Linked DNA regions of Homo sapiens: region 2 is linked to region 1. A link is an interaction called in ENCODE POLR2A ChIA-PET data of the cell type or tissue named here. Cell type or tissue: Panc1. All regions are shown on one strand.

What was found. Peaks named below come from ENCODE experiments on the same cell type or tissue, not always from the same donor. Only the 100,000 strongest peaks of a DNase experiment are listed, where the experiment ranks them.
Region 2: POLR2A ChIA-PET joins it to region 1 with 9 read pairs; 3 of 35 experiments call an interaction of 5 or more read pairs at or near these places.

Annotation. Positions count from the first base shown.
Region 1 is chr20:50,769,207-50,773,206 of GRCh38, reverse strand. No RefSeq gene overlaps it. Among named protein-coding and RNA genes, the nearest start is that of BCAS4, 24 kb to the left of the region's middle. In Panc1, no CTCF peak of the experiment used is centred here; no DNase peak of the experiment used is centred here; H3K27ac peaks cover 1,966 bases.
Region 2 is chr20:50,846,851-50,850,850 of GRCh38, reverse strand. The region is part of intron 4 of BCAS4 (breast carcinoma amplified sequence 4); the gene reads right to left. Among named protein-coding and RNA genes, the nearest start is that of BCAS4, 54 kb to the right of the region's middle. RefSeq lists enhancers at 1,189-1,796, 1,797-2,405. In Panc1, no CTCF peak of the experiment used is centred here; no DNase peak of the experiment used is centred here; H3K4me3 peaks cover 613 bases.

The DNA.
Region 1 (4,000 bases):
TGAAGTCTTGTTCTGCTGCCCAGGCTGGAGTGCAGTGGCACAATCTCAGCTCAGTGCAGCCTCTGCCTCCTAGGTCAAGTGATCCTCCTGCCTCAGCCTCCCGAGTAGCTGAGACTACAGTTGTGTACCACCATGCCTGGCTAATTTTTGTGTTTTTAGTACAGATGAGGTTTCACCATGTTGGCCAGGCTGGTCTCGAGCTTGTGACCTGAAGCAATCTGCCTGCCTTGGCCTCCTAAAGTGCTGGGATTACAGGCATGAGCCACCCCAGACGGGCATAAGATACATTCTTCAACCATCAGATTAGTGCCAATCCACAGGATTGGCAAAGCTGTGGGGAAACAGGCACTCTTGTCTTTGGTAGATGGGAGTGTCTTTGGTGGTTCACCCCAAAGAGGACAAGTTGGCAGTATCTATCAGAATTAGAAAGTCATATGCTTTTTGACTCAGTAATCCCTCTTCTAGGAATTTACTTCAGAAATATATTTCCACATGTGCAAAATGACTTCTCAGTACAACCAGTGATTGCCGTGTAGCCCCTCCCTTCCCCCAGGTCTTCTGTATCACTCTCTCCCAGCCTGCAGGCCTCACAACCAAGGCCACTTCCTCACAGAGGTCCTCCCTGACCCCCTTGGCTAACGTGGCCTTGCCCCTCACCCATATCCTTCAAAGAGCTCATCACTGTTCTGACTGTCTTATTCATCAGTTAATCAAGTATCCTTCTCAAGAATCTTAACTCCAGGGGGCAGGGAGTTTTTCTGTCTTTTAAAAAAAAATTGTTTAGGGCTGGGCACATGCCTGTAATTACGGGCTCGCATCTGTAATCCCAGCACTTTGGGAGGCTGAGGCAGGTGGAACACCTGAGGTCAGGAGTTCGAGACCAGCCTGGCCAACATGGTGAAACCCCGTCTCTATTAAAAATACAAAAATTAGCCGGGTGTGGTGGTGCACGCCTATAATCCCAGCTTGAACCCAGGAGGTGGAGGTTGCAGGGATCTAAGATCACACCATTGCACTCCAGACTGGCCGACAAAGCAAGACTTCATCTCAAAAAAAAAAATTTTTTTTTATAGAGATGGGTCTTGCTATGTGGCCCAGGCTGGTCTCAAACTCCTGGCCTCAAGCCATCCACATGGTGTGAGCCACCATGCCCAGCCTGCTGGTTTTTAAAGAGCATATTTAAATGAAAAGAGACAAATTTAAAGGACCCTTGGTTTAAATAGAGCAGGTTGGAACCACCTTCAGGGCAGCCCATGGTCCTGGCTCTGCCATCCTCCAGAACCACCTGGAGCCAGGAGGGGACACCCAAGGTGTCTCTGCAGAGGACAGCGGCCTGATGGATAGACACATAATGAGTGCCCTGATTTCTGATTTAAGAGAAGAACAAGCACTTCCTTGGGAAGCCCCAGTGTCCCCTGCGCTCCACTGTCCCAGGACTGCAGGCAAAGGGACGCCTCCTGACCGCAGAATAGTCAACAGCAGGCACGGGAGTGAGGACCGGGATCCAGGGAGGCCGCTTCCCTCTGTCTATCAGTCTGCAGCCCTGGGTCCCAGCTCACTCCATTGGGGTTTTCCCAGATAAAGATGACTCATGAATTTCTGTGAATTATGCAGAGGGCATTTTAATTCAAATGGCCCCATCGCTGCCCCATCACCACTCCCACCAACCATGCCAGGGGTCAGCCAGGGGTCACCTTGAAGACAAAGTCTCTCTTTGGGAAAGAAGCCTCTTTTTTTTTTTTTTGAGACAGAGTTTTGCTCTTGTTGCCCAGGCTGGAGTGCAATGGCACAATCTTGGCTCACTGCAACCTCCACCTCACAGGTTCAAGCGATTCTCTTGCCTTAGCCTCCTGAGTAGCTGGGATTACAGGCATGAGCCACCATGCCTGGCTAATTTTGTATTTTTAGTAGAGACAGGGTTTCTCCATGTTGGTCAGGCTGGTCTCAAACTCCTGACCTCAGGTGATCCGCCCACCTTGGCCTCCTAAAGTGCTAGGATTACAGGTGTAAGCCACCACACCCGGCCAGGAAAGAAGCCTCTTGAGGCCACTGTGGGGGTGGCTGTGTATCGGGGCACCAGGTGGGAAGGCAGCTGGGGCCTGCCCAGTCTAGGGAAGAGAGCATGGGGGAGTGGAGGGTGATGGGGTAGCACGAGGGAGCGAGGGAAGCTGGGTCTCCAAGAAGCACAGGCTGAATGGGAATCCCATCTCAAACGTGCCCCACCCTGGTCTCCAGCTGTAGGAGCAGTGATAAGGATGAGGACAGGTAGGAGGGACTGAGATGAGATGAGAGCAATTGGAGCCTGGAGAGAGACCCCTGACACTGAGGGAGTGAGGTGACCTGGTGGTCACTGTTCCAGGCCAAGCACCTTTGTTCAACTGTCAAAAACTAGAAACAGGCCGGGTGCGGTGGCTCATGCCTGTAATCCCAGCACTTTGGGAGGCCGAGGTGGGTGGATAACTTGAGGTCAGGAGTTCAAGACCAGCCTGGTCAGTATGGTGAAACCCCATCTCTACTAAAAACACAGAAATTAGCCAGGTGTCGTGGTGCATGCCTGTAATCCCAGCTACTCGGGAAGCTGAGGCAGGAGAATTGTTTGAACCCAGGAGGCGGAGGTTGCGGTGAGCCAAGATGGCGCCACTGCACTCCATCCTGGGTGACAGAGCGAGGCTCTGACTCAAAAAACAAACAAACAAACAAACAAACAAACCTGAAAACAGCAATAATGTCAGTGGTACCCAACACGGCCACAGGACTTGTGCAGTGCCAGGCATTGCTCAAAGAATTCACTCATTGAATTGCTGGTACCCAGGAAGTCTGGCCTCAAGCCTGTGCTCTGCCCCCGCTGAGCAGACACCACTCTTTCTGAGTGACCCCGGACACTGGGCTGGACACACAGCCTCTCACTCACCCCCACAGCTCCCCGGGGGCAGGGCACTGTTACCATTGTACAGACCAGGAGGCTGAGGCTCTTCAGGATGGAGCCACCTGAAGTGGCAAGTTGGTAGCATTGTACCTCCAATGACTCACCTAAAATACCTGCATAAAAATCCAGGTGCAGTGGCACTCGCTTATAGTCCCAGATACCTGGGAGGCTGAGGCAGGAGGAGCACTTGAGCCCAGGAAGTTTGAGGCCAGCTTGGGCAACACAGTGAGCCAAAAATAAATAAATACAATACAGGTAAAGTGCTTGTATATAGGCAGTGTGGTGCAGGTGTGTGTACGCCTGACCTAGGTCCCAGGAGTGACTAAGGGACACGCAGAGTGGGGCTCTCCAATCAGAAGCCCTCACTCTGGAATTGGTTATGGGAGGGTCCCTGGACCTCAGCATGTAACGCTTTGCTGTGGAGGCTGTCCTGTGGGTTCAGCAGTGTCCCCACACCAGGAGCACAGCCTGTGACAGCCTGGCACATCTCCAGACACTGCCACACGTCCCTGTGCTAAAGGCATCTCTTCGGACCTGGGCTGGAGCGTTCATTAACCCGTATGGTGGCTTAGGCATAATTTTCCATGGGCGAAATGAGTAGTATTGAAGACACTATGGTATTTGGTTGGCTACAGTATTGCTCGGGCACCTTCCCCTCACACGAACAGGTGTGGGACTCTGGCAGACCACACAGCCTGACACCTATGGAGCGGCCCTGGGTCTGCGGCTCCCACAGGGCCTCTGCCACTCCAGCCGTGACACACACACATGCTGTCACCAGCCTAGGATGTGCACAAAGCCTGTAGGTCTGAGACCAAGGACATGAGCTTGGAGGAGCTGGCTGGATTCCTCAGACCTCTGGGGCCCGTTTGCCAGAGCAGAGCCGAGACCTGCCTGAGACCTGCCTTCATTGCAACCCTGGCCCTGTGGCACGGCTGCAAGGGAGGAGAGAGCGGGTGAAGGGCTGCTTCCCCTTTCCATCCAAAAACACACAAACAAAGACGCCTGAGCTTGGTGAACACACGCACTGGTCAGGCTCAGCTCCACACAGGGAGGATGTAGATTCAAACCCAG
Region 2 (4,000 bases), 78 kb before region 1:
GAAGCCTTCAGAACATCTGCTGATGACTATTTATTGAACACCTACTATGTGCTCTACCGGGGGGGAGACTCAAACACACCAGCAGGCACCAAGAGTGAGCACGGTAGGCCAGATGCTGGCTGGGCAGGGACGCCGCTCAGGGGCCCACTCAAACCTCTGCTTCTTCATGAGAAGCCACAAGGGCAAAGTTGGGGTGCTTCCAGATAGGCCTCAACAAAGAGCAACCCCCCCAAATAAAAACTACTTGCTGTCAGAAGGAACTTCCTCCCCTCTCATCCTCAAAAATCTCACATGAAATTTGCTTTTTGGCAACTAACTCAAGTTAAATATATCCATATACCACGCTGGCCGAAGAGCAAGTGTGGTTGAGGCAGAACTAGCCCAAAGATCTCGAGTTTGCAGCCTTGGCAGTTGAAGTTTCAGTCCCTGCCCTTGGGAAGCTCACAGAGGGAGGTAGAGACACACCTGACCAGCTGACCAAGGTCAAAGCTGGATCAAATCCCAGCTCTGCCAGTTACACTGTGTGACTCTGAGCAAGTGAAGAGCCCCCTCTGAGCCTCAGGTCCTTTCTTTGTAAACTAGAATAATAGCATCTGCCTCTGGTGTTGTTACAGGAAATTGAGATGAGGCACAGAAAGCCCTTCGTATACAGTAGGGGCTCAATATAACTATTGGCTGTTAGTCATGTTGCTGTTTAGAGTTGAAGAGTTCCAACCAGGGCTGGTGCATAAAAGTGGAGAAGATGCCGCTCTACTTCTCCCTGGTCTCAAATCCTCCACAGTGGAGGGGACGAAGAGGTACAGGTCATCAGCCTAAAGTCCAGAGCTGGGGCTATGCTGGCTGCAGCCCATGGTACAACACAGTTTTATTATTTTTAATTTTTTAGAATAGAGACAGGGTCTCACTGTGTTGCCCAGGCTGGTCTCGAACTCCTGGGCTCAAGTGATCCTCCTGCCTTGGCCTTCCAAAGTGCTGGGATTACAGGTGTGAGCCACTGCTCCAGCCACAACATGTTTTTCCACACAGTATTCAACAGTTAGAAAAATACTGACTTTTTGACATGGGAAGATTCATAAAACAAAAAACAACAACAACAAAAAACCCTCCAAATGTCCAGCTTTCTCCCCCATATAGGAAAACCTGGTGACCACTGGCCGCCATTTATGCGAGGCTGGCGCCAGGCAAAGGTTCCACTCCTGTACACGAGGCATGGGGTCTGCAATTCGCCACAGTCCCCACCACTCCCTCCTGTCTCATGCCCAGAAGACTCACTCACTCATTGCTGTTACCAGATCACCCTGGGAGCGCTGCAACTGTGGGACCAGGTGACATCTCACACCCTGCCTGTCCTGGCTCTGCTTTGCTCCAAAGCCACCCTGGCTCCCCTCCAGCCCCTCTGCCCATCTTTCTTTCTGGGAAGGTCTCAGCAAGCACGGTCTCCCCAGGCCTCTGCTGCCCTGGTGGGGGTAGGGGTGAACAGGTGGGCCAGGCAGCCCCGAGTCCCAGCCAAGCTTCCCTCCCCCAGGGCAGCATCGCTCTGTGCAGGAGTCAGGAGTTGGCCCAGTCAGCTTTGCTGTCAGCCAAAGAGCTTCCCTGGGAAGCACCGTGTTCTTCTCCATCAGAAAAATTAATCAAAATGACACCTCGTGAACAAGATGTTTTGGCGGCAGAAAACAAACAGTGGTTTACAACAAATTAGTGAGGCTGCTCTGTGCCCCTGGGCACGTGAGCCAGGAGGAGGGCCGGCCTGGCATGGTCAGCAGGAAGCTGGCCCGGCCAAGGGGACACCTGCTGTGGCCTCTGTGCACTTCCGAGGTCCGCAGCCCGCAGGGCTCCAGCCCCATTTCACACTTTCACTTCCGCACATGCCTGAAACCATCTCCAGATGTGAGGGGCCCTCCGCAAGCAGGCGCTGGGCTGATGGCTGCCCCCTCTAGCAGGGTCTCAGGGACATTTGTCTGGAAGACCTGGGCCCCTTTCTGGAGACTCTTTTCTTTCCTCTGACCGGACAAGGGCCCTGAGACCTGGCAAGGGGAGGATTCCAGAGAGCTCAGGGCACAGCATTAGATATTTCCAGGGGAGGAAACATTCCAAACAACCAAACCTGCAGCCTGGAGGGCACCCACGTGCCCTGCTCAGCTCTGGTGTTCAAGTCCTAAGACGTCACAGACCCCGAATGCCAGCCTGAGCTCAGAGCAGAGAACGAGCCCTGGTTTCTTGCCAAGTGAAGCAAATTTGGCCAAGTCCCTCCCCTGCTACAAGAATCGCCCTTAGAATAGTGTTAAATTCCTCTGTGTGGCCTTGAGACCCTGCACAATCTGGTCCCTGCTACCTCCCAGACCTTCTCTCTCTCCACTCTGCCCTGGCTCATGCAGGCAGCCCACGCTGGACTAGCAATTTCTCAAGCACCAAGCTCAGGTGTGTTGCAGAGATTCTGCAATGGCAGTTCCCTTGGCCGGGAGCGCTCTTTCTTCTGACTCCACACCCACACTTACTCATCATCTAGCTCTCAGCTTCCACAGCCCCTCCTCAGAGGCCACTCCTGACCCCTCAGACCTGGGATCCCTTTTAATTTTTTGTACATTTTATTTTGCAGAGACAGGGTCTCACTCTGTCACCCAGGCTGGAGTGCAGTGGTGCAATCTCGACTCACTGCAGCCTTGAACTCCTGGGCTCAAGCAATCTTCCCACCCCAGCCTCCCAAGTAGCTGGGACCACAGGCACGCACTACCATGCCCAGCTAAAGGGCCCCCTTTAGAAACAGCCATCTAACTGAATTTTCTGTTTTTTTTTGTTGTTGTTGCTATTGTTTGAGACAGAGTCTTGCTCTGTTTCCCAGGATGGAGAGCAGTGGTACGATTATGGCTCACTGCAGCCTTGACCTCCTGTGCTCAAGTGATCCTTCCACCTCCTGAGTAGCTGGGAATACAGGCATGCACCACCACCCCTGGCAAAGTTTTGTATTTTTTTTGGTAGAGATGGGGTTTCGCATATTGCCCAGGCTGGTCTGGAACTCCTGGGCTCAAGTGACCCACCCACCTAGGCCTCCCAAAGTGCTGGGATTACAGGCGTGAGCCACCGTGTCCCACCTGTAACTGAATTTTCTTTGAATTTGGTCACTGTCTGTATTCTTGCACCAGACACAAGCTCCCTGAAGAGATCACAGCTCTCTACCAAGGCAATATGTGATGGAAAGAAGAACGTGGATTCATATCCTCATGTCCAACTGTGTGATCCTGGGTAAGTTACTTACCCTCTCTATGCCTCAGTTTCCTCAGCTGTAAGATGGAGATAGAAATAGCACCTCCCTTGTGGGATGTTATGAGGATTGACAAGCTGAAAACAGTGCCTGGCACAGCAGGGCTGGCTCTGTCAGCTGCCCCGTGATTCCCGCTCACCGCTGAGCACTAAGTGTTGAGTCTGTCCTGGACCACTCCATTCCTCACAAGCAAAGCTGGCTTTTCAACCGGGTGCAGCGGCTCACACCTATAATCCCGACACTTTGGGAGGCCGAGGTGGGTGGATCACTTGAGGTCAGGAGTTCGAGACCAACTTGGCCAATGTGTCGAAACTCCGTCTCTACTAAAAATACAAAAATTAGCCAGGCATTGTGGTGCGCGCCTGTAATCCCAGCTACTCGGGAGGCTGAGGCAGGAGAATCGCTTGACCCCAGGAAGCGGAGGTTGCAGTGAGCTGAGATCACTCTACCGGCTGGCTTTTCAGGTGGCCGACGCTCTTCCGCTCCATGCTCGGAATCCCTCCTGAGAGTTCCGGAGCTTTCCTCCTCTGCTTTAGCGTGGGCCCTCATCATTTTCCATCAAATCCAAACAGTTTTCTAGCAAGCAAAGCCTCTCATGAACCTGCCCGTGCCGGCTCACTGACTCAGTCAGACTCTCTGAGGCTTAATTTTTTTTTGAACTTTAAAGATATTATTTTAAGCTGGGCGTCGTGGGTCACGCCTGTAATCCCAGCACTTTGGGAGGCCGAGGTGGGCAGATCA